Regions from separate parts of the Homo sapiens genome. Here all the other regions are linked to region 5. Evidence: chromatin loops called from intact Hi-C (ENCODE). Cell type or tissue: heart right ventricle. All regions are shown on one strand. Region 1 has its middle 260 kb from the start of LINC01163. Region 2 overlaps EBF3 (EBF transcription factor 3). Region 3 holds the start of LOC124902559 (a long non-coding RNA gene). Region 4 has its middle 49 kb from the start of MGMT. Region 5 has its middle 5.1 kb from the start of EBF3. Region 6 has its middle 73 kb from the start of LINC01163.

Region 1 (4,000 bases), 1.4 Mb before region 5:
AAAGTATCTGAAATGAGCAAGGCAGCTGGCTTTTAAATAGCTAAAACATAACATCAATACTTATTTTGAATAATGGAAAAAAGAGGTAAAAGATGTTGACCCCTGCCTGACAGGAACACGCTCAAAAGCAGAACTGGTCCCCAGGGACCGCCCCAGCTCCACAGTAGCGCCAAGCCCTGCTCTTTCTCCGCCTCTCTGCCTTTCTCAGTACCCCCCACCTCCATTCTCCCCCCTTTTATCTGTCTCAAAAAAAAAAAAAGTAAATATTTTTTTTGAGCATTAAGCCACTATGGACAAGCGGCTAGAAAAAGAATTTTCACAAATTCAGGAAACACTTGAGAGGTAAAACCAACATCCTGAGACAGAAGACAGGCCAGCTTTTGACACCAGGTTGGAGCTGCGAGGCCTAAAACGTCCAGCCAGGAAGTGCTTGCCCCTGGTCAGGGCTCCAGAGGCCCCGGCCAAGGCAGGAGAGCGCAGAACTTTCCACGCGCCACCGCAACCAACAGGCCTCTTCATGGGAAATTGGCTGAAAATGTGCTGACCGGCATAAAACTTTTATTAGAATCCGAGAGCAGGAGGCTGAACTTCCAGGGAATGACGGGTCTGGGCGGGCTGGGGAGGGCGCAGCCAGGACCCAGACCGGGGCGCTCGGTCCCCCAGCCGGCCCCCATCCGTGGAGCCTGCGCCCTGCCGTAACTTTGGGGGTCGGCTCCCTGGGCCCCCAGCTCACGATGCCCGCTAGGAGCCGGCGCCGGGGCGCCCCAAGGCTGCCTCCCCCCGCAGCGCTGCGCAGTGCGCCCTGGTGGGATGGGGACGCTGCACCCCTGAACCCCCCCAAATCCGGCAGGCCTAGGGCTGGAGGCGCGGAAACCCTCACTCCTGCCGAGCTCCCGAGCGGGACAGACTTTCTGAAAGGGGAAAGGGACATAAATCAGGAAATTAAAAAAAAATAGTTTCTGCACATTTTCAAAACCCACGTTGCGCTCTCTAAGGTCCTTTTCATTTTAACCAAATCAGGGGGAACTTGTCCTCACAGCGGCGAGGCAGATGGAACAATAAATCACAGGCGCCGTTGACTGCCTGCAGTGCGCTCTCCACAGCTGTCACTTTTTTGTCTCTTTGGTTTTAGCTGACATGGTTTGAGGTCCACTGTGAACCAATCTGGACTTTTTTTTACAGTCATATCCATCAAAACGACCAGTGGCCATCAGCCCGCTGCGGCCATCGATCGGGTGGCCCCTGCCCCCGTGCAGGCCGGCGTGACCCGGCTCCTAGGTGAGGCTGGAGAGAAGGACCTCGTTTTAGCGGATTTTTTCCTTTTTTTTTTTTTCTTTTGCCTCCAGCTACAGCTGTGATTTTCTGAGCAGTCTTGGCTAACGTTATTAAAGTTGCATCAGGATAGATACAGAGCAAAGCAGATAACAGGCTCCGCGCGCGGGAGCTGGAAAGACCGGCAGCCTCTGGTTCCTGTTGTTGTTTTTTAAGTGCGCGGAGGCGCAGGCGAAACTCGGAGTTTCCAACTCGTTGCTTATTTTGCAAAGTAAACAAGCAAATGTTATGTGCATAACCTTCGCTGTCTCGCTAAAGGTCAGCGCGCCCCTGCTCATTTCCCGGGCTGCCTTTTGGGGGCACTCTGATGCCGGGGATTTCCTCGGGTGTTGGGGAAACAAGACGTGCTCGCCTAACAAAGACTCAATCTACAAAGGCTGCAAAACAAAAACATTGATTACATCTGAATTGGAGTGCGGAAGTTTGCTTCGGGGGTATAAAATATCAGCCCCTTAAGCGCTAAATAGCGAGAGGGCTGGGCTGGGGCCAGAGTGCCCAGGCGCATTCCATAGACATTTCCTGGAGAGGAAGATTCCCTGTGGCCGGCTCCTACAGTAGTCACCCAAGACAGGATGGCAGCGAAAATTCAGGAGATAAGAGGCTAGGTTAAAATAAAGTTTCCCTGGAATTGCGTTTTCTTCCATAGTGGCATGTCACGTTAACATCTTTGAAAGTACTTAGGCAGAGATAATTTCATGTATGTACACAAGTTTGAACACAAGAAAGAACCAGGCAAGACACAGAAACACACACACACACACACACACACACACACACTTATATGTGGGAATAGGGAGCTCATAGATACACAATTAAACAAAAATTGGCTGCTTAAAAATCCCCAGTTAGGTCAGGTTAAATTTATTATATTCTTTTATAGCTGAACTGTATGGTTTTGACTTGAGGTGACAGTTGAAATGCACCAGAAACCTTTGGAATTTCAGTACTATATATTACTATGAGGAAGAAAATAAAGTTCTACCATTAGAAGGGCTTGCCTTAAATGTTCAAGGAAAAAAGATGTTAATTTTTCCCTGCAATCTTTTTCTTAAGTATGGAGTGAGTTACATGGGTAGAACAGCCAGCTAAGTGTAATATCAACATAGCTGGGAAGCATCTGTCCTTGCTCTGCGTTAGAAATTGTCAGATTGCTGTAATGCAATAGGGGAAGATCGCTCATAGTTTTAAGTGAAAACACCTACTTTGGATAATGTGCATTGTTGTCCTTCTGAAGAATATCTTCTGGGCAAGATTCAGAGCCAGGTGTATTTTTTGCTATAAGCATTATTGACCATTGATAATGTCCACCAGGACAGAACATGAATCTTTTTATGCAAGGCTGCCAAAGGCTGTCCAAAGTTCAATTCCAAGTGAGATGGAAAGGGGAGGATTTTTTTCCCCCAGAAAAATTTCTCCATTTTTTGAGAGGTGTGTATTCATACAGTTCCTTTTGAGTTTTCCTATTCAAATCACCTCTGACTTTAAAAAATAGATTAAATGTGGAATCCACTCTGGAAATGGTATCTGTGTGCAGTGGCAAATGCCCTGTGCTATGTCAGGTGTCTGCAGTGGATTTTGTAATCCTCGGCACCTTCCTGGCAATCACAGTAAAAAGCGCTCCTTAAATTGTGTAGGCCATCAGCAAATGCCCGGAATTACCTCTGACTGGGCCCGGAGCTGAGCAGTGCTCTCTGCTGTCTTATCACTGTTGTAATGACATTGAAATATGCAGTGTCGCCGCAGCCACTCTGCAGGTCAGAGGTACAATTCTCTGTACCATTTCTGGAGCGTGGTCTTGTAAGGAGGCAGCCAGCATCTGGCCTGACTGGCTGTGTGGTTGCAGGTGAAGTAGTTTTATTTGGGCACCAAAGGAGAAAAGGCAACACAAAACAAAAAGAACAACCAACAAACAAAAACTTAACTCAAGTCCTGATAAACAGGCCGTATTTCTGTGTGCTCCCTAATTTCTGTTTGATGGAAATATGCCAGAAGTGTCTAGTTATCAGAATCCAGAGTCAGGGTCTTAAAGGGCTGGTGTCCAGAGTTACAACTGTATGCATATAAATGCGAGAAATTAATTTCCGATTCCTAGGAAAGCAGTGATAACAGGTTCTGTATTTTTTCATTCTTTGGCACAAAGAATTCAAGAAAAGGAGACAATGTCTCAAATTCTGCCCTAACCACAGAGCCACGGTCTTCCAGCTGCGTTCCCAGCACACAGGGGCATACTTGAAGGCAGTTAAGGAATCTGCTCTTTGGTTTGCATGACATAGTTTTCAAAGCATCCAAACTGTTAAAAAGGAAGCAGAACACCTTTCTGAGCCAGCGTCGTTTGTCGTTCGGTTCTGGCCTCTATCCGTCCGTCTGCACGCTAGGAGCTCGGTGACCGGCATTGTCAGCTCAAGATGAGATTGTATTTTTCACCGTGACTGAAAACACTCCCTGATGGTTGGGCAATTGTTTTATTTCTATTTTTCACTTGACTCCAACCCCTAGTGCAAAAGTACCAGAGCAACCAGAGGGTCACTGGAGCTCGATTTTTCTTGCATTTGTCATCCTGAGGATAGGATTCCTACCTGCTCCTTTAACCAAACGCTTGAGAGCCACAGCAGGGCTGGACAGGATCTCCTCGCAGGGGATTCTACTGATCAGCACCACGTTTAGGTAT
Region 2 (4,000 bases), 120 kb before region 5:
TTAACCGTGCCATAAGATATTAACATTCCTCATTTAGTGGAGGGCCTTTTATCTGTTTCAAATACATTATTCGTCCTTTTAGAGATAAACTGTATTAATATCCATTTGAGTAGGCTACCGCGGCCTAATGCATAGTAATTTTTGTTGGAGAGCTTTTATTTTAGAATAAGAAAATTACACAGCAATAAAACCTGAATGAATCAGAAGCTAGAATAGCCGGGAATCACATTCCATGCCAAATGAGGCAAGCAGTCGGGCAGCCTGTGAAAGGCCAGATATCCGGCTATCATATGCAGGCCAGTATCCAGAGCGGGTCATACAAATAGAGCCTGACACGACCACATAGACTCAATGCTTCCTGCACGCTGGAATAGCCTACAGCTCGGGAAGGATACATATTTAAATATATTTGAGTGTACTGGAGTTAATCTCGTTACTTTACATGCATTAAGTCATAACAGAAGAAGCATTCTAAATATTTAAGTCATGCCCGTGTACTGGGGGATTCATCACACCGCACTTGATACAATGTTAACGGTCTGTGATGTCAGTTCAACTTGGGATTGCTGCAGCTAATGTGGCAGCAGAAATGGCATCAGGCGCTGAGCTGCAGCTGGGGCCAGAGCAGCTCCAACCGGCCTGCTGCAATTAGAGACGTACCGGCGGGCAGGAGGCACTGGGATTTTCTTTCTTGTGACATACGTGGTTGTAGTTTTCATTTTGATGGCTTAACCTTCTTTGTCAGCCAGCCCCGCCCTGAGTTCATGTTGATCTCTAATACCCCAAAATGTATATGATTATTTTATTAGACCTGAATAGCAAGTCCGTTAACTTATAAACGTCATTCAATTAAATTAAGCAAGGGGACACGTTCAGTACTTCTGGGTTGATAACACAGAAAAAAAGAAAAATTCGGATTGGAAAACATACACGTTTGGGGCCAGTGAGCACTTTCTACAAAGAGTAGTGGAACCATCCATCTTAAATCCAGTTCCTGCACCAAACATTTTATCAAGCAGCTACTACATGCCTGGGGCTTGGTCGTGGGTCCCCACCAGCTGTGGGAAATCCACCCCCAAGGGCATCCTGTGAGCAGCAGCCGAGAGCAGAGGGAACTGCTGCAAGGGACTCTGGCAGTCCAGGGCGTTGAGGTCCCCCCAAGGCCTGGAGGCTCCCTGCCTGCAAACAGGACTGGACTGTGGCAGGAAGGAGGGGACAGGGTGAAAGAGCTTAATTGTGATGGCAACCTCCTGACCACCCCTGCCCGGGAGAGCTGGAGACCAGCCCAGCCAGCGAGCAGTGTGCGCCGCCTGTAAGTACTCCTAGAGTAATTGCTCTTCCAGCCACAGTTGTGTTTTTAAAATAGTGTCATTAAACACACAAGGGGGGAACTCGCAGGTAGGAAGTGAGACGCTTTTAGCATTGCCTCTCCATTGTTTAAGCCCAAGCCCAGCACGCAGAGAGAGATACAAGAAGTTTTAGGTTTAGCGCAAATTTTCTTCCTGCCTGAAAAACCTGACTCCAACAATAAAAACAGGAAGACATTCATTTGCTTCATTCCAGCTGCTGGCTGCAGCTATTAAATGAGTTCCAGTTTCATTTCAATAATGATCATCTTCCTGTAGCTTCCCAATCATGCATTTGTCATAACGCAGTAATTTTCTAGCTACAAACAGATCCTCGTAATGAGGCAGTTTTTCACATTAGCAACATAACTACATAATAAGAACATCTGCAGTTCCTTTTCCGAGGGACAAGAATGCGCCTCAATTAAGGCAATGGGGATTGTTAAATAAGATATAGTATATTTTACTAACAGGGAGACCCAGACCCTACCCCAACAGACTGCAAGCCGTCAGTGTGCCTGAATGAACACAGGTTGTAATGTGTAAAAATTAAATAAAGTAAAATTAAATTGCTCAATACAAAGACATTCCTCTAGAGGGTGTTAGTGATTTCAGTGACAAAGTGCTATTTGCTGACAAGTAGTTTACACATTAACCAGCTGAATCCAAGGGGGAAAAATGCCAATAGCAATTATATCACCTTGAGGTTATTAAATGTCCCACTGATAAGTAACTAGGTGAACTTGACCAGGTGATAAAGACTGCTGTGAGCAAATGATTGTGCGGTGAAGAATGTTTTTCTGTCCTGCTGTTTCTCCAGATAGCTTTTCTTTCAAAAATGACTGTATAAAAAGTTGCATTAAAAATGTGTGGCCACGGAAGACAAAATTGATATTTAGCTCCCCCCTGAATACCTTGCCCCCACCAGAGCGCCTTCATCATTCCACCTCAAAAACATTACACAAAGTCTGCAAATGCCTGCTTTTTCTCCCTTTTTTAGGCTTTAAAATGATGCTAAGTTCTTCACTTTATCATCAACTGTCTCCTCCAAGTGCATTTCATCTATAAGAAATTCAGATGCTCGGGAAATTAAAATTTCAAAGATCTGCTGCAAAAAAAATCAATGGGGCGAGATCAATGCTCATAGAAATTTCATGAACTTTGAACTGATCCGGGCATGATGATGAGAGGTAGCTGGAGTTTCAGGCGGCTGATGGCTCCTCACATGGATGAAAAGCGGCCAGGGCAGCTGAGAGGAGGGCTACGTTTTAGATGGGTTTTTGCTTTCATATTTTGTCCGACAAAAAAATTAATTTTTAGTCTATTTCAGTAACAAGCAAAAATAGAAAAAAAAAATCTGCCTTCCTGATACGACGTGTAATACCCCGCTTCTTAAGAGCACCTAATGCTTTGCACATTAACGCGGCCATGGAATGAAATCGGTTCCCTCTGCAGCCGATTGCAGGTGCAAATTAATATTGTAAAATGAAGATCAATGCATGGACAGGGCCAGATCAATAGTGGCTAAATTATTGCTGCATTTTCCTCCTCATTCAAGATGAGTTGTGTTTTCCTCTCAAAGTCAATACTTTGCAGCTTTTCTCATTAATTTCTCAATAAATTTGGCAATGAATTTCAATCACAGCACTCGGCAGGGTGAGCCAGGCATTGTGGTGTGCACGGGAAGCACAAAGGCCTTGCAGCCTCCGCGTCGTTCACCAGGGGCGCTGCCCGCGGGGGCCGGCCTGGCTCCCCAGCCTGGCAGGAAGACGTCAGGTCACCCTCCTCCTACACCCAGAGGCAAACCTTGTGTTTGCCCTCACAGAAATGACAGTGGCTTTTCTAGCATCCTGGCCGCTCCCGTCCGTGGAGCTCCCCAGTGCCAGCGGGGGATGGCTCAGACCTGCCTAGGGTCACCCTGGGTTTCACACCAGTGACTCCAGCATCCCCCCAACCCGCTCACTGCAGGGTATTTCTGTCGAAAAGTCTTCTAAGGTTGAGAAAAACACTTGACTTCTAATTGGAATTAGAGCCGCCTCCTTCGTATCGGGAATATTGTTCTGGAATTCACACAGACAGCCCAACCGGGCCTCGTGCACAGGGACCAGCTTCCATTCACCACTGCCTGGCAGTGGATGGCGGCATTGTGATGTGACACCAGGCACAGAAAAGGGGACAGCTCATCTTCCTTGTACCAAAATAATACCCTTGCTGACAACTATTGGATTGCATTCAAACAATTCTGTTTACATACCTCAAAGAATACATTGGATGATGGCTTTTATAGTCGTGTGGAAACTACATCTACCCAGTCCAGCCCTGCAGCTCGGAAAACTAAGGCACGTGGCCTCCTCACTTCTCCGTGGCTTTCGCCTCTGGGGACGGGACTGGGGGAGACAGGCACTTCCCAAGGCGGAGGTTCTGAGGTCGGGAAGTGGGCCCCAGGTATCCTATAACCCTCAAGCTCCCCAAGAAGGCTGTTCTAACGTTTTAACCTAAGGGGAGAAATGCCTGGAAACAAAAGGAAGAGACACCACCCAGTAAAAGCCACCCTCAACATGATAAAAAGATGTGTGCGATTGAATGCTATATCCTTTTCTTTAAAAAAGGAACATCAAGTGTCCCTCTGCTGCCACGCCTCCCAGAGACTTTTT
Region 3 (4,000 bases), 930 kb before region 5:
TTCTTACCATGTGGTCATTACTTTATTTTTACATTTTCAGCCCATTTTCTTTCCAGCCCATCGCAGGAATTGGGCAGTCAGCAAGAGCCAGAGAGTGCTGGCATGTATCATTACATTCTCAAGATGGCATATTTACTGCGCTTGCCAGCAGGGTCGCGCTTCTGTCCTAGTAAATGTAGTGGAGTATGAAAAAGGCAATTACATCTCACTGGGTGACCTTTTAACAGCCATGACTACCTCCTATCTATACATAATTATTATAGGTGATGATTTCCAAGTATTACAATCTCCTAGAGCCGCCTTTAATTCACATCACATTTAGGCACGTTTGTCACCAGTGCTAGAAATTTTAACCCCCGAAAACTGAAAAAACAGAAGAGAAAAGTGATAGCAATGGATGTCAAGCTCTCAAGTCATCCTAATAAAAACACAGCAAATAAGATGTCGCCCTGTTTGTATTCATTATCAGTTCTTACATGCTCCGACTCTTGCATTAAACATTAGACAGCCTCTGATGCCTGCTTAACAGTTTAATTCCCTCCTCAGTATTCAGGCTGTCATAATAAAATCAGTGAAGCAGGCAAAGTCAAATAAGAGCAAGAGGAGGCATAGAGCATGTAGCACAAGCCATTGTCATCGCTTACTATTCACCCCGCACCACTTACAGGAGCTGAATTCAGCATATGCTGTGGGTGACACACAAACCAATCTCTCCCTCCACCGCTGTGGCCAGCCTATCTTGCCGGTGCAGGGCGAGGGTGGCGCGCGTGCAGAGGGCCGATAGCAGTCCCTTCAAAAGGAACCGGCTTCTGAGCCACTGGAGCTGGCACAATAGAAGCCACTTCTGTCAACAAAGACTGCAGACTAAAGAGCTAGATATCCCCACTATGGAAAGATTAACAGCGCTAAATCCGTTTAGGCCCTTTTTTTTACTTATTTACAGGCTGCTGATCTTGAAGGCTGAATCAGAACAAGAGATTAGCTCTATTAAGTGCTGCCCATTTTTCTGAATTATGTTTTTGAAGACTTGGACAATATGAATAAGGACTCATATTAACCACTGTACGAAAGGCGCACACTCCATTGCAATGACAAAGCCTTCGGAAAACTACTTGTCACTTGCAGTGATCCATTGCAAATACAGTTTAATATATAATTTATATCTACCAGCTGGTGAGAGCAGAAAGGGAGCGATTCCACTCTATTTCTCTTTTAAAAGAGAGAGAGAAAGAAAGAGAGAGAGAGAGAGAGAGAAAGGCTGGCAATGTAGGATGTCACTAACGATAGTAAAATAGCTCAGCAAACAGTTCAATAAATGGTTCAATACTTGTGATACTATCCAAACAAAGACTCGAAGCCATTAATTTTAAAAAGTTCTGTGAATCTTCTTTGAACAGTAAATATTTAATCACGGCAATATGTAAGCTGCCCTCTCATATTTTATCTCCTAACCAGAACCGTGTAGTGAACCTGGCCTTTAATAACTTTGACCAGAGCGATATTTTGCCATTTTTCTCCTGCCATCAAATTATGAAGTGTGTCCAATCCAGCATGTTGCTATTTGCTACCTAATGCGCTCCTATTGATGCCTAAATATAGCGCTGGACAAATGAGCTCCGTAGGTGTGAACACTAAATAATGCCCAAACCCCACTTAAAAATACATATATACATGTGTGTATTAAATATATCAAATGATACATTTAAAATTCTAACTATATTTAATAACTACACTACATGTTTTTTAAGTACTATATAATTATATTATATAGTATTAAAGAAATTAAAGCTTCCGGGCATAGACTTTCAGAGCCAAGCAGTAAGAACGTGGAAATTTGCGCCTCAAAGCTTTCTAGCCAGCGTCTTTTTTTTTCCAGGCACACTCACTAGTTAGGAATGTCATCTTCGGCCAAGTTTAATAATTGATGAGGAGCCTCGCAGGTCTCAAAAGCTTATACAACCAAACAACTAATATTTATTTATTTTATTATATATTTTCTTTTAATTCAGGAAATACCCACAGCGATTACAATTCTAATTTGCAGGGAATCCTGTTGGCAGAAAAATCAAACAATTAACAATCCACCTTCTAAACAGACTACTGGTAACGGACGACTTCAGAGGCAGCCAGTCAGACACGAGCGATTGCGCTCCCCCCGCGCCTGGGCTGCCTTGGAGTTCAGATGAAAACAAGTTCAGGAAGTTGATTTGATGGGCAGCACCGACCAAACCACGACTTATGAGGCTTGCAGATGCATGTCAGAATTAGGCTGCTATGAAATACGGCGTGATCTGTTCCACCTTCTGTAAGTTTCTCAGAAGTGAGGACTCTACTCTCAGAAACAGCGTCCTCCCTGCCACAGCCATCAATGTGCATGTGGTCGACACACGCATTCACACACACTCACGGCTCATTAAAATGCGTTGTGAACTTGGCGTAATCCCCAGGATGTTTCTTCATTAGCTATTTTGGATGGCCTCTACCGCACACACATTTCAAGAGCCACGTTCCTTTAATTCTCAAATCAATACACTCTTAGCAATTGCAAGTGGCCAGAAAGGTCACCCTCGAACCCCTTCGGTCCTAGAAGAGTGGCAGAGGAGGGATAGGAAAGGACCCGTGCAAGATCACACAGCGAGAAGATGAAAGCAGTTCATCCTCAGACCTCTCTCTGCTCCATCAAAAGATAAAGAGACATTTGCTAAATGTCATTAGTAGTTCCTATATGTAAGTGGAAGAGCAAAGACAAATAAGACACAGTTATTATTTTTCAAGAGCTCATAGTCTAAGAGTGAGACTCAACCTTAAAAATAGGCTACAACCCAAGACATCAAATTTCAAGTGGGCCAGAAAAGGCACAGGGGTGGAGCGGGCAGAGCTAACTCCAGCCAAGGGGCTGGAGTACTGAGTACTGAGTACAAGGTCACTCTCCGTGGATACGTTGTAGATTGAGTGGAAGACACATGCAGACCTGGCTATTGTCAAGGAGAACCTGCCTTCCACATAGGTAGAGGAATGGACCACCAACCTCGGATGGAAATTCTGGTAGCCTTTTCCCATAAATACAGCATCCTTCTCTCTCTCTTGGCCTCTTCCTATGAACCACCTGATGAAAAAGGCAGTGATGTCAAGCAACTTCTGAGCTCACAAGAGAGATGCAAGGCCGGTGGCATCTGTGTAACAAATAAGCCTGTGTCCCAAGTCCCTCCCAGATCATCATCTTTCACAGTAGCTTCCAAAAAGAAACATGTTGCTATCCCATTGGAAAGGGCAAATGAGGTCCCAAGCCACTTACCCAAGGAGAATAAAAGGTGGAGTGGGCAAACCACCCAACCCAAGCACAGAGCTCTTTCCACTAATCCCCATGGGCACACCCTTGAGAAACTCTAGCCAGACTTGCTGTACTCGCCAAGTCACGCCCCAGCCCCTACAGTGTGCAGGGCTCTGCGGAAGGAAACACGTAAGAGTCCTGCACTCATAAGCTTGTGGTTTGCTTGGGAGACGTGTGAGCCTAAAGTTAACTATCTCTATTATATTTATTTTACATGTAGATAATATTTATATGCATGGAATATTTTCTTACATTATGTATGTGTGTATATACACAAGTGTGTGTGTGTGTGTGTGTGTATATATATATATATATATAGAAAGAGAGAGGTAGGGATGGAATAGGCATGGATGTGGAACGTGTGTATGGCAGTAGTGGTGGGAAGTAGGAGCAGGTCAGGACGCTCAGGGCACACGGATCTGACCACACATGGATCACCCAGCAGTGACACAGATACTCAGGTGATCAAACCGGTCTGGCAGAGTAGTGATGAGGTAAATGAAACCAGGAAAAGAAACCACAGAGCAAGAAGAAGGGGCAGCATCACACCTCACCTTTTCTGGGATGCAACCCCACTTCTGCTCAGGGTCCTCTCTCAGACCCACCTGCCCCAGCACTTCCAGCCCTCAGCAACATTTCTGTTTCCCTGAACTCTTGTAACACTTGGCG
Region 4 (4,000 bases), 550 kb before region 5:
TTGAAAAACACAGCAGAGAAACGGTGAGATACAGTCAGGGGGAAAATGCCCTTGGAAGAAAAAAGCATGTCCAATCCTCTACATTTCTAATTCTGAAATTTTGGAGAAGCCTCCCCAAAAACTGCAACCTCTTTCTCTGCCTTAAACAACCCTTTGTCGATCTGATGTGGGAAGACCTGCTGCCAGGGGAATGAATGCCATCATTCCGAAAACCGTGTATTCAGAGGGAGGTGGAAGGTCGCACAGCCACTAGCATTCATTAGGAGCTGAAGATGCCTCTCAACTCCTCTTCCCTTAAACAAAAAACGCATATTCAAAAGATGAAATGATGCTTTTTATAAATTCTTGTACATTGATTTCTAAATTTCTCTTATTATGCGTGTTAAGGTTTTTCTTTTAGGTAAGAATTTTCTCTACATCAAAAGCAAATAGTTTTTTTTTTTTAAAAAAAAAACGTATGATTTCTTTCAAAACATAAGCCTTCTTCCTATGCAAGTTTACCAAATTCCTTATCCCATACACAACACAAATGTCAAATCTAGTTCATTTAAAATGAAAACTCTCAGAGTGGAACTCATTGCCCAGTTTATCTGTTCCCCTTCTCTTCTCATGTCCCCAAATAGTACTAAAATGCTTGCGAGAGAGGCACTGGTGGCTTTTAGAACCTTCCCTTTATTTTCTGCTTAAATGTGTTTGTTAAATGTCACAGCGCCGAGAAGGTTCAGTGCTGGAGTTCAAGAACACTCCGAAATGTCTTATTAATTCTTCATAACGCATCGACAGGCAATGCTTAAAAACAAAGCCCCAAGAAGAAAGCTGTGGTGAGTCACGGGCTGCACGTGGCTTGTCCCCGCTTCGGCATCTGGAAGCCCACTTCTAAACAGGAAAGGCATTTTTAACCCTGGTTTGTTTGTTTTACAGTGTCCAACTATCTGAGTCACATTCCTGGCACTTGGCACTTTGTTTTAATTGAACACATACTATTAAACCCAAACTAAGGTTCTGAGTCTCTCAATTACCTGCAATTTTTGTCTTTCAAAGGAAAAAAAAAAGCCAAGGAGTCGCCGCTGCCCATATTTATTGGGAACCATCTGTTACACCTCTAATTAAAACCCACTTGTAATGAGCTTGTTAGTGCACAAAATGTGTCAGGTATCGGATATTATTCATGAAGCAGTTGTTTTGGTGGCTGAATGATGCCTTAAAATCCTATTAGTTTAACAAAGTAATGTATTAGTATTTTGACCCGATATACAAGAGACTTCAGAATGACCTGGCACTCAGCTTGTTTAATATTTTTTTCTCAAATATGTTGCTATTTCTACCTAATATATAGTCAGATGGCCTCTTATAATTGCAGTATCAAATCTTTGCCTCAATTTTCAACTGCAGGTGATTCCAAATGATTAAAGATGCACAACGGGGAATAAACAAAAATGCTTACATGCAATTATTTTTAATTAGTATTTGGCTATAAAGTGTATGGCTTCATAAAAAAGTCTGTTATTCACATAAACATCTGTTACCATACACACAAGGAAACACACTGTAAGTCTGTCATCACATCACCAAAACAGAAACACGGAGGGAGGCTGGCCAGGAAAGCCAGCACTTTGAGCTCTTCAACAAAAGATCTGAGTCTAACTAACTGCCAAAACAGACGCCAAGCCACACCTTTCAATTACCATCGCTCACAATCAAAGGAAGAGCGGTTACCCACGGAATTACACTCGAAAATGTTAAAATAGATGGAATTATTCTTTGAAAACAATAGAATCTCTGAGCACGAGACAATTTCGAATTCTTTTACTAATTTTGCACCCGTGCGCATAATCAGACAGTTTCCTGTTTGCACGCTGTCTGCTGGCTGCTAATTTTCCAGGTTCTCCGCACTCTTATTTTTGTTCGTTAATACATCCAAACTTTGTGAAATGCAGCGGCTTAAATCCCAAGTGCCGAATATTAGCCTTGTTTCACGAGAGCCTCCAGCAAGGGGAAAAAATATATATATATTTTAAGTGAGCGTGCCCCCACCACGCACAGGGAGAGAGATACAGGGAAATAAATTAATACTGCAGTAATTGATAGGTGGAGATAAGGCTGCTCTGTGGAATACTGAGAGGAAAATGAAGGGGAGGTGTGAGAATACTTTGCCCATGAATTACTGAATCAGTGGGAATTAGCCGGCTCCAGTCGGTGGAAGCTCTTGGAAGCGTAGGGCTCCAGGATTACCCCCAGAAACCCAAGTTAACACACTCTGTTCGCAGCCCAAAATCTGCAGCTTTTATTAAACGCACAATTCACGTGCCAAAAGAACTTATCTTCATTTGCATGAAAATGCTAACAATAATTTAATTGAATCACACAAATCAGCATCTATACTATTGCCACACTGGGTTGTCTGTGCTCAAATTAGGCAGAAATCATGACCCCTGGCTGTGGCCCCGGGGGATCAATAAGCAGTTGTTACCCTAACACCCCTCCCCGCCCCGCACCAGGCTCTGGCTTGCCCCTTACAAGGCGATGTTCATCCGCCTCACCAAGGCACGGCCCCCCTGAGGGAGGCTGTGTTGGAGATTCTCACCAGTCTGTCCTGACCATGTCAGGGAGGACACAGCCCAGGGCAGCGGGCAAGTGGACCAAAGGACCTCCGCATCGTGGCCTCAGTCTTTCTAACTGTTCAAACTCAGCTCTGACTCCCAAGATGGTCTTGGAGGGCCCAAGACGGAAGGCCAGTCCCCAGGAACACGGCACCCCTCCACACTGCCCACACACTGCCAGCCTGCATCAAGCACCCTCATCTCCCAGAAACAGGCCCATCTGGGAGGCTGGTGTTAACCTGCAGCCAAGACGCCTTTAAACCCGGCCGCCTGGCAGGCAAAAGCCCAGGTTCACTCAAGGGCAAGCAGCACAATCATTAGCAGCCCCGTGTAATTTAAAAACATAACCAGGAACAACTGAAAGGAAGAAATATACTGTGGGACTAAATCTATTGATCAAGAGCCCCCCAAAGACAGGCCGTAAATAAAATGGCACAATGACCAGAAAAGGCCGGTTTTACATTAAGAAGCAGCAAATTCATTGCCGGGGTGAGCCTGGGAGCCAGGCCCGTGCGCCGGCTGCGTCCTCCCAGGCAGGAAGGTGAAAGATGACCCATTCCTCACGCGGAAGGCGCGCTGGGCTACAGCCAGGCTGCCCTTTGCTAAGCGCGCATCCCTCACGCGAGGAATCCTCATTTTTCAATCATGCCCGCGTTTCAGCCGTCTTCCCCTTGACGTCACTCCTTCGGCATCGTCTCTCCGTCGAAGAGATACTTTTAACCATTCAGTGCCCTGACCCTGGACTCCCTGCTGGGCTTGTGCCCAGAGCCCAAGGAAGGCCGCCTCCCCCTTCGCAGGATGCTCTAGCGCACTCGCAAAGCCCAGGGCCACCTCCCCACCATCTCCTGATGGAGACAAGGTGGCCTGGCAGGTGACGGACAGCACATCACTTGCCACCCCAGGGTCAGCTGTGCTACCTGGGACCTCTGTCCCTTGCTTATTTTGGCAACAGAATCACAAAATCTTTGTTGGTTGAGGGGCGAAACTGGATGGAATTTTGAAAATCAAAGTTGCTATTCATATGTAGAATGTGTGGAAAATGAAACAACAAATATGAATGCCCAAGATTAATCTGAGAAAAATCCTAGGATAGCATGGGGCCAACCGGCAGAGTATCCATTACTGGTCTAGAAATTTCCCGGTAATATTCCTGGGCAGGTGGGTACTAGAGTGAGGAGAGGGAGGATCTCACCTTGGATACAAAATTTTAGGGAATGCCAAGAAGCTCAATCATCAATACATAATATTTTTAAAAATCAAAATGAATTCAACTTAGTGTGCTGTGTCAAATCCTACTGGAACTTCAGGCAAGAGGAAGCATCAGTGATGCCACCCCTTTATTTAGAAAACAGAATTGCTATTTCATGCATAGTGGATTTTTTGCATTAGTTTTTATTTTT
Region 5 (4,000 bases):
GATTTACGGGGAGAGGCTTCAATGAGCCCCCTCACATTTGCATTTAAATAGCGGCATCAAGCGCTTCGCGTGCCACACACCAGTGGGCTCCCAGATGTCAAGCCGGAGTCAGTCAGATGGCCAGTGCCCAGCTGTCCTCCCCATGTCGTGCCGGAGCAGGCAGTGACCTTAAAGAGACAGCGCCCGCCGCCCCTGGCGCCCGGCTCTGGGAGCGGCGTGCCGGGCGCAGGGCAGAAGGCCCTGGCGGCGCTTGGGCCACTGATCCGTGGCACCATCAAAAAACCTGGCTGAAGTCTAGCGGGGGCTCTAACCTCCCAGGAGCCGCACCTAGGCTCACCCTGGCCTCCTTGCCCAGCCACTCAGTGCCCGAGCCACCGCGCGTGCCAGCGTCCTCCGCCGGTACCCACTACCCACCCGTGAAGGGGGCTGTTCGGCGCGCGTAGAGAGGAAACTTTCCCCTTACCCCTCCTCAGTCTCAGATCCTCCACTGGTGCCTGGTGCAAGGCCCAGAGACGGGGACCTGGGCTGGTACCGGACTCCAAGCCACCCCCACCCAGAAACTTCGGCCAAGTTGGAATCCCAGGGCGCGAGGCCTGCCGCGGTGTCTGCACGGGCCCAGGGCCCAGCGCCCAGGGCACCGGGCGAATGCCCCCTTCTTGATCGAGGCTTAGCCCAGGGCACCCGCCTACCTCCCTAACATCCTTCCAAAGAGTAATAAACTGCATTTCCGGCGTTGAGAAGCCTGGGCCGAGAGTTCCTGGAGGCCAAGTCCCCTGGAGTATCAGGGGGTGCGCGGGCTCGACCCGACGCCGCACCATCGGAGGGCCCATGGCCACAGGCCCAAGCTGCCTGGCCATGTCACTTGGAGCCTTCGGGAAAGGGTGAAAGCCAATGCACGAAAAGCCGCCAGTTCGTGTGCCCGCCGCCAGTGCTGAGCTGCAGGCGCGGCCCGCCCCAACGTCCTCCGCGCCCGGGGGTCACGCTCAGACCGTGCCGGCCTCCGGGCCTCTAGCCCTGCTCAAGCCTGGGGTCAGAATCGGGCGCCAAGCACAGGCAGGGGCCGGGGAAAGAACAGGAAAAGAGAGAGCCAAACTGACCCTGGGCCCCAGTGGGAAGGAGGTCAGAGGGGCCAGGAGAGACGCACCTAGAAAATCCCGGGAACTGCGGGATAGGGTGGAAACAGCACGCACTGGCAAAGCCTGCCCACCACGGGTGGTGACGCGGCCTCTGAGAGCGCTCCAAGTTCGTCTTGCGCCACGGGGTCACGCTCGTCCGTGGGCCGGGGAAAACCGAGAAGTAAGGGCCATCCCAACCTCAGTCGCGCACAAAGGGAGCCCGGCCAGGTTTGGGTGGGTTACTCAGGACCAGAGAGGGCGCCTTCGCCCTCTCGGCGCGGAGATGCTAGCCGCGGGGGCCTCAGGCGGCATCTGGCGGCAGAGCCCAAGACAGGCCGCGCACCCCGCCTGCCCTCTGAGGCAAGTTACTGGGCAACTCCCCCTGGCACATGGGGCAAACCAACGGGCGCCTCCTCCCTGCGCTGGAGGAAGGATGCCCTGTTGGGTTCACGGGTAAAAAGCAAAAACTGAAGGGTCCCAGACCCCTGTTCTCTGCATTGCCTCCTCCCTCTAATATTTATTCTGTACGGCTAAGATTGCTGAAGCCCGACCCCCAGTACCAGGGAAGGCTCAGCTTCCAAGTGAGAACGTGCAGGCGCCTCCTGCCAAGGCGGCCAAGTTTGACAAACAGCGCCTCCTGGGGTGGGGAGAGTGGAGTGCCGCTGCGCAGCCGGGAGCCGGGAGCAGAACAGCCTGGGCTCCCACCCACCCCGGGGCAGGTGTCCGCCCCGGGTCCTGCCGGCCCCAGCAGCTGGGCCCCGGCTCCTGCGCGACCGGAGCACCTAGTCCTAGCTGACGCCGTGACCCCAGGGGCGCGCGGAAACCGCCACACGCCGCCTAGTCCTAATTGCCGCCCACCTGCGTGAGCAAGGGTCGGACCAAGCCCGGCACTGGGCAGAAGGCCTAGGTACCAAGCGCCATGCGAACGTCCTTGCTGGAGAGAAACCTGCGCTCTAAGTGCCCGGCCCCGCAGCGGGGCGACGGACCTGACCTGGAACTCGCTCAACCTTCTCCCTGGAAAACCATGGGCGCTCCAAGCGGGGCGAAAACGCCGGGGTGTGCCTCGGCTCCTGCAGCGTGCTAAATTATAAGGGAAACAGTTAATTATTGTTTCCTTTTCCTAACTTTTCTCGGATTCCTTCGGTCACTTTGGCCGACCCCACGAGTCAGCTCTGGGGGCTCTTCTACTTGAGCGAAACCCCCAAATCAAACACTGGCGAACTTGGGCTTCTCCCAACGCACCCGGCAACCCGAAAGGTTGCCTGTCTGTAAAGATACTCCGGAGGAGCAGCCGAGCTGGAAAAGACAGCTGGTGCGTGGCGACGTCCCTCGGACCCTAAAAGGCCCATCGGTTTAGCAACGAGCTGGGATTTCTCGAGCTGCGTTCGGCGGCGCCCGGAAAATCAGTCCTGCTGGATGCGCCCGAGCGGGCGCGGGAGACGCCGATTCCGCGCCGGCCCGCCCCCGCCAGTTTACAAAGCAAACTTTCCCCAGAGAAGTTCCGAGATCGAACCACGCGCAAAGTGCGCCAATCAACACCTAAACAGACCCAAACTGTACAAACACGGATCGATCAGATAATTTCAAATATTATAATTGGCTTTAATTAAACACACTGCGTTCTAATTAACTCTGAAATTTTAGCATGCTTTGGGACACTGGTGTCTGATTTGATATTGTCAGTCCAGATGTCCTAATAAAATTCAATCCTCCACTCAAGACTTCAATATTCACCAAGAACAAAATGCAAATTAAATGTAAAACCTAAAGTATTGCCAAAGGTATAATCAAGAAAGGTGTCTCAAAACTTCTCACTTTTTATTACGCAGTAGTTTAAAAATGCAGATTACATCCTAACAAGACCTCTCCAGCATACCATAAATCTTAACTCTTTCATGGACGGGTGTGGAGTGCGATGCCACTGGCTTGAAGGGAAAGGAGGGGGCGGCCAGACCTCATAACAAAATTAAATACCCTCTTCTGGAAGCTAACCGCGCACAAAAGTTTGCCAATAAAATTCTAGTTTGAAACCGCGGTTTGCCAACACGAGTAAAGGAAGTTGGGGTGGTGGAGAGCTACAGTGGGCACGGACGGAAAGGGTGGCCACGGTCACCGATGTACTAATGTCCTCCTCCTCGGCTACCCGATCTCACTCCTTCACAGCACCTTAACAGAGTGTATACACCCGTTCTGGTGCGCAAAAGTGGGGCGATGGGTGCCGGCGGCCGGGCCGGGGAGTCCGTCCGGGTAATTAACTCAGCTCCGGCGACTGCGACGATGAGGCCGGGAGGGAAGGAAGAGCATACCGCTCTTGGACAGAAATGTGTCAAGCTCTCCTCCCTTCCAGCCTGCATAAACCCTTTCGCGCACATTCGCGCGACTTCTAAGGGATCCAAGCCAGCGGACTGGGTCCAGCAGCGCGCGGCGGCGGGACGCACCCCTCCTCTCCCCCCAGGAAGGCGGGTGCACGCCGGGGCTGGAAGGGGGAGGGTGCACCTCTGGCTACAAATTCGGCCGCGAAGAGATTCTTTACCAACTCTAAGGGTTTGCTGAATGTACAGACCAGAATGAGTCCCGTTAAAAGGAAGCTATTCCCACATTAAACATGTGTGTTTTCCATACTAATGGAGTCACTTAAAGCTGTTGCTAATTTAACTTTTTAAAAAGGCCACACTGTGGAAATTTGCATTTTCTTTAGGACATTGAAATGAAGAGAAAACTGCTGGGCGGCAAGGCGGCCCAGGGCATAGCTAGGGGCCATGTAGAAATAAAAACAGATAAAGAAAAGAAGAAAGAAAGAAACCGGCTTCTCTTCTAGACTATTAATAAGCAATTTGTCCCGCTGAAATTTACATTGCAAAGCGGAGGGCGCCGGCAGCCGTGGC
Region 6 (4,000 bases), 1.8 Mb before region 5:
CGTCTCTGCTCCCACTAGAGCGGGCCAGGCCTCTGGGTTCCGTTTCTCAAGCACACAGGGAGGGTGGCCGCGGGCCAGGGGCGGCCGCGAGACTCCACGTCCACGTCCCGGGCAGTCCCTCCGGAGGTTGGGCCGCGCGGCCCGGGGAGCGGAGCGCTGCGCTTCTCTGCGAGCACCCCGGGGCCTTTAGGCGCCCCCGTTTCCTCGTCAGTGGGGGGCGCGGTGCCGCTTCTCCGCGGGCTAAACTGCTGAGGAAGGGGCGAGTTCCTGCGGCCCCTGCCTGTCCCGGCCACGCCCCACCTCCGCCCCGCCGCGTTGCGCGTTCCCGCGGGGCCCCGGGCACCCCTGGGGCCCCGGGGATCTCTGACGCCCCCTTCCCTCCAACCCCCGCTGCGATCCCACAGGTGGGGTGAACAGCGCCCCTGCTGTCCCACGGGGCGTCTTCGCGGGTGATGCCCACACTCTCAGCCTGAAGAGCAGGACCTGTCCGCGGGTGGGGCCCACCCCCAGGCTTCCGGTGCCCGCGCGGCCTCCAGGGCGCCTCCCCCGGGCGCATCCTCCGGGCCTGGCAGGGAGCGCAGCCTGGGAGTCAGGGGCGACTGGAGCCCACCTGCTCAGCGCCCACCGCGGCGGCCCTGCCCTTTCCCCCGGGAGCAGCAGGGACAGCCTTGGAGCAGCAGCTCCCGCAGGGGGAGGAATGGCGCAGTGGCCCGAGGCTCTGGAGCTGGCCCCCTGCTCGCCCGGGGCTACCTCGGGGAAGCGCAGAATTCGCACCTTTCTTCTCCAGCTCCACGCACCCCTCATGGAACCTTAGCGAGGCCCAGGGCAGGGGATGCTGCCAGGCCGCTGCCAGGCTCTGACGCGGTTGCGGATGCCTCGCCCGGTCTCTCCGGAGGTGGAGGAGTGGCACCCCTGGCTGTGCACTGCGGTGCACCGGTGTCTGCTCAGGGCATTCTCCACCTTGCCCTCCATCCCCTCAGGGTCAAGTGAGGAGGGAGACAAATATCCCACCTTCAGAAACAGCCCTGAGAAACGTTTATTTCCAGGGGACAGTGCGATTAGACCTCTCCCGGCGCGGTGTATTTCTGTGCTTAATATTATTATTTATACATCAATATTGACATCCAGCGTCCATTGATACGTGGCATGCGTAGGTGCTAAGAAGCGCCAGCTACATAGCATGCTTTATTTATGTGCGGTAAATATTTAAAGACTCCCATGTGTTTCGATTGGAAAGTGCGTATTACTGGACAATTTCGTTTCAAAGCTTTCTCTCTGATGTAAGGTTTATTAAGATGTATGAGGTGGCTGCGGTGGCCTGATTGAGAGCCCATGAAAGTCCTGAGAAATAAAATTCTGCTGCTGCGGCCCAGGGAGTCGGCCTTCCACAGTCCCGTTTAGGAGCCGGGGCTCTTCTCCGTTATTAAGACGTGGTAGTTTGCTCTGCATGAATTACCAGCTGTTTGGTATTGCCTGAGAGGGACGGGGTGGCTAGTTTGAAAAGTCAGTTTGCAGGTTTTCCACGATGGCAGAGGTGCCACCTGTGTCACCAGCCGGCGGGGCTGGGAGTTCATCTAGCCCGGGCTATGGACAAGGCCGTGTGCGTCCAGACGGGGCCGCCAGAGGGCGCGCGTCTGCGGCCGCGGGAGGCCCAGCGGGGCCTGAGAAGTGGGCGGAGCCAGCCCCGGCCGGAGGAGCTTCTTGCTTGCAGGTGTCAGCGGCAGCAATTTCAGGCAGGGTGGCCAGGCTGCTCCCCGAGGACAGCATCTTGGAGGAATTGCTTTCATTTCCTCCCAGCTAGTCCCTCTGCCCAGCACTTGCCGGCAGCTTCTTCCATGAGGGCGGAGTTCTGTCTGCAGCCCCAAGGGGCGTTCTTTGAGGCTGTAACTAGCATCCAGGGAGAGATGGCTCACATCAGTGGAGGGTGCGAGGTGGAATCAGGTCGCTCATGACAGAGGCTGCATTCAAGCCAGAGCCCCACTGCTTTGCTGTGGGTTGAATTGCATCTCCCCTCCCACCCCTCTAAAGATATGTCCGAGTCCTAAGCCAGCACCTCAGAACGGGACCTTGTTTTGAGCAGGTTGTTTGCAAATTTAATTAGTTACGATGAGGTCATACGGGAGTAGAGTGGGTCCCTGGGTCCTTAACCCAATGGCTGGTGCCCTGATAAAAAGACAGCCCTGCAAAGACACAGAGACACACAGGGAGAACGCTGTGTGACGGTGGAGGAAGAGACTGGAGTCGTGTGGCCACAAGACAGGGAGCTCCTGGTGCCACCAGGAGCTGGAAGAGGCAGGAAGCGTCCTCTCCTAGAGGCCTCAGAGGAAGCAAGGCCCTGCTGACGCCTTGGTTTTGGACTTCTATCTCCTAAGCTGTGAGACAATGAATTTCTGTTTTAAGCCACCCAGTTTGTGGGACTTAGTTATGGTGCCCCAGGAGACAGGCACAACAAACGGGGAAAGAAAACGCAGCCACTGCCTGAGAAGGAGGCTGTGTGTCGGCTGTGGAGACACCAGCGCAGCTTCCCAGGAATTGGTTAGATCTTGGCCTCCTTTCCGTGCAGTGGTGGAAATAAGAGGAATGGAAGGCTGCTGCCTTGGGAGTGACGGCTCTGGGATTGGCCCCACCGGGCGGTGGGTGGATGGGGCAGACTAGGAGCCCTTCCTGGGAGGGTCACAGAATGAGCTAGCCAGAGTGACCCTTCTCTCTATTCACGGTCTTCAGTGTTGTTTCCTCCAAGCAGGGACAGAGTTGTTCGGTTGGAGAGTGGGAAGACTTATTTCATTCTTTTAAAATTCAGCCTGGAATCTGGGAGCAAGGAAACTTACGCATTAATGCAGCATGTCAGGAGAGCTGCCAGAATGTGCAGCCCCACAGCTGATTTCCACAACTTATCTTGGCAAAAATACTTCCAACCTGTCCCAGGATTCTGTCATGGAATCCCTGCTATATGAAAGCACCTGAGGAGAAGGATGCAGGGCCCGGAACGCTTCCCATTGCCCAGAGGCTGGTGGTTCTACCTGTCCAGAGACTTGTCCCCACCCCACGTAACTCAACAGAGAGATGATCAGACTCGTGTCTTCCCTAGGGGTGGAGGCCGTTGGAACTGTGTTCATTCTGCTAGAAATGCGGGCGAGGCTGCGGTCACCCCTGCTAGGCAGAGCCTTGGCTCCATGCTCCATGAGGACCAAGGAAGAAGCTTCTCAGGCCCCTTCTTTCTCCACATTCCAGCAGATCTTCGCCCCCTGCAAACACCCCCCACCTCTTCTAGGAGCCTGCAGTGGGGACTGGCTGCCAATTTCTGATCGGATGCAGACTATTCACCACCAACCATCCCCCAGGCAGGGCAGGTTTGACATTCACTTGGAAGACAAAGCAAGGTAGTCAGGTGTGCTGCCCCTAGACCTCGAGGAGGGACGTGGACATTATCTCACTTTCCGCGGAGGGGGCAGCAGTGGAAGCCACTGTGGTGGAGGAGAGTGGCCACCTGCTGCCCAGGCCCCCACCTAAAATTGCAGTATAATTATGGACTTGCGGGTCTTTGTACAGTTCCCGGCTTCCGGTAAATATTAATGGGTTGCCTTTTATTCATTTAGCTAATGTTTTTGAAAGATGGCCTCAAACAAAAAGATCATATCTGTATGTTGTGCTTTAATTTATTTTCACCTTTTTTTCTCCTTTGGAGACCCCTAGTGTATCATCACTTTGTTTACCACAAATTAAACCGGGGCTGATTGTTTACCAGACTGTGGGCCTCTGTGCATTGCTCCACACTCTCCCTTTTTTTTTTAATAATCACAACCTGGGATTCATTTGCGAGAGGCCCTAATCTGCATGAGAATTATACAATTAACTTTTGATTAACCACCTAGTTCTTTTGGAAACCATGGTGTATAGGATACTCTGCATTTAAATAATTTTCCTTAAATTGGGAGCAGGCCTTTCATTAAGCTGGTGAATGCTGAGAAGATAGAGGCTGGTGGTTGACTAAACAACAACA

What was found. Hi-C counts contacts between places; a loop is a spot of excess contacts. Peaks named below come from ENCODE experiments on the same cell type or tissue, not always from the same donor. Only the 100,000 strongest peaks of a DNase experiment are listed, where the experiment ranks them.
Region 1: it touches region 5 in a loop (7-fold over the local background); 4 of 110 quality-filtered maps call a loop at or near these places.
Region 2: a loop joins it to region 5, with 2.5 times the contacts of the local background. A loop is called at or near these places in 4 of 110 quality-filtered maps.
Region 3: it touches region 5 in a loop (9-fold over the local background); 88 of 110 quality-filtered maps call a loop at or near these places.
Region 4: a loop joins it to region 5, with 3 times the contacts of the local background. A loop is called at or near these places in 2 of 110 quality-filtered maps.
Region 6: it touches region 5 in a loop (4-fold over the local background); 21 of 110 quality-filtered maps call a loop at or near these places.

What each region holds. Positions count from the first base shown.
Region 1 is chr10:128,539,831-128,543,830 of GRCh38, forward strand. No RefSeq gene overlaps it. Among named protein-coding and RNA genes, the nearest start is that of LINC01163, 260 kb to the left of the region's middle. RefSeq lists an enhancer at 1,431-2,106. In heart right ventricle, a CTCF peak has its summit at 1,634; DNase peaks (open chromatin) are centred at 142, 485 and 1,534; H3K4me3 peaks cover 1,703 bases; H3K27ac peaks cover 1,129 bases; H3K27me3 peaks cover 2,254 bases.
Region 2 is chr10:129,851,814-129,855,813 of GRCh38, forward strand. The region is part of intron 10 of EBF3 (EBF transcription factor 3); the gene reads right to left. Among named protein-coding and RNA genes, the nearest start is that of EBF3-AS1, 3.3 kb to the right of the region's middle. In heart right ventricle, a CTCF peak has its summit at 1,941; no DNase peak of the experiment used is centred here; H3K27ac peaks cover 443 bases.
Region 3 is chr10:129,033,351-129,037,350 of GRCh38, forward strand. LOC124902559 (a long non-coding RNA gene) reads right to left here and starts at 3,403. Exons shown (of 2, transcript XR_007062390.1): 1 at 3,296-3,403; 2 at 1,969-3,106. RefSeq lists an enhancer at 1-1,561. In heart right ventricle, no CTCF peak of the experiment used is centred here; DNase peaks (open chromatin) are centred at 2,171 and 3,401; H3K4me3 peaks cover 530 bases; H3K27me3 peaks cover 629 bases.
Region 4 is chr10:129,416,459-129,420,458 of GRCh38, forward strand. No RefSeq gene overlaps it. Among named protein-coding and RNA genes, the nearest start is that of MGMT, 49 kb to the right of the region's middle. RefSeq lists an enhancer at 2,921-3,765. In heart right ventricle, a CTCF peak has its summit at 1,664; a DNase peak (open chromatin) is centred at 1,613; H3K4me3 peaks cover 386 bases; H3K27ac peaks cover 1,111 bases; H3K27me3 peaks cover 712 bases.
Region 5 is chr10:129,967,330-129,971,329 of GRCh38, forward strand. No RefSeq gene overlaps it. Among named protein-coding and RNA genes, the nearest start is that of EBF3, 5.1 kb to the left of the region's middle. RefSeq lists enhancers at 942-1,561, 3,424-4,000. In heart right ventricle, CTCF peaks have their summits at 1,752 and 1,953; a DNase peak (open chromatin) is centred at 1,761; H3K4me3 peaks cover 2,704 bases; H3K27me3 peaks cover 4,000 bases.
Region 6 is chr10:128,210,465-128,214,464 of GRCh38, forward strand. No RefSeq gene overlaps it. Among named protein-coding and RNA genes, the nearest start is that of LINC01163, 73 kb to the right of the region's middle. RefSeq lists silencers at 65-224, 1,554-1,703. In heart right ventricle, CTCF peaks have their summits at 66 and 1,626 (motif pointing right); DNase peaks (open chromatin) are centred at 7, 473 and 1,667; H3K4me3 peaks cover 1,205 bases; H3K27ac peaks cover 648 bases; H3K27me3 peaks cover 800 bases.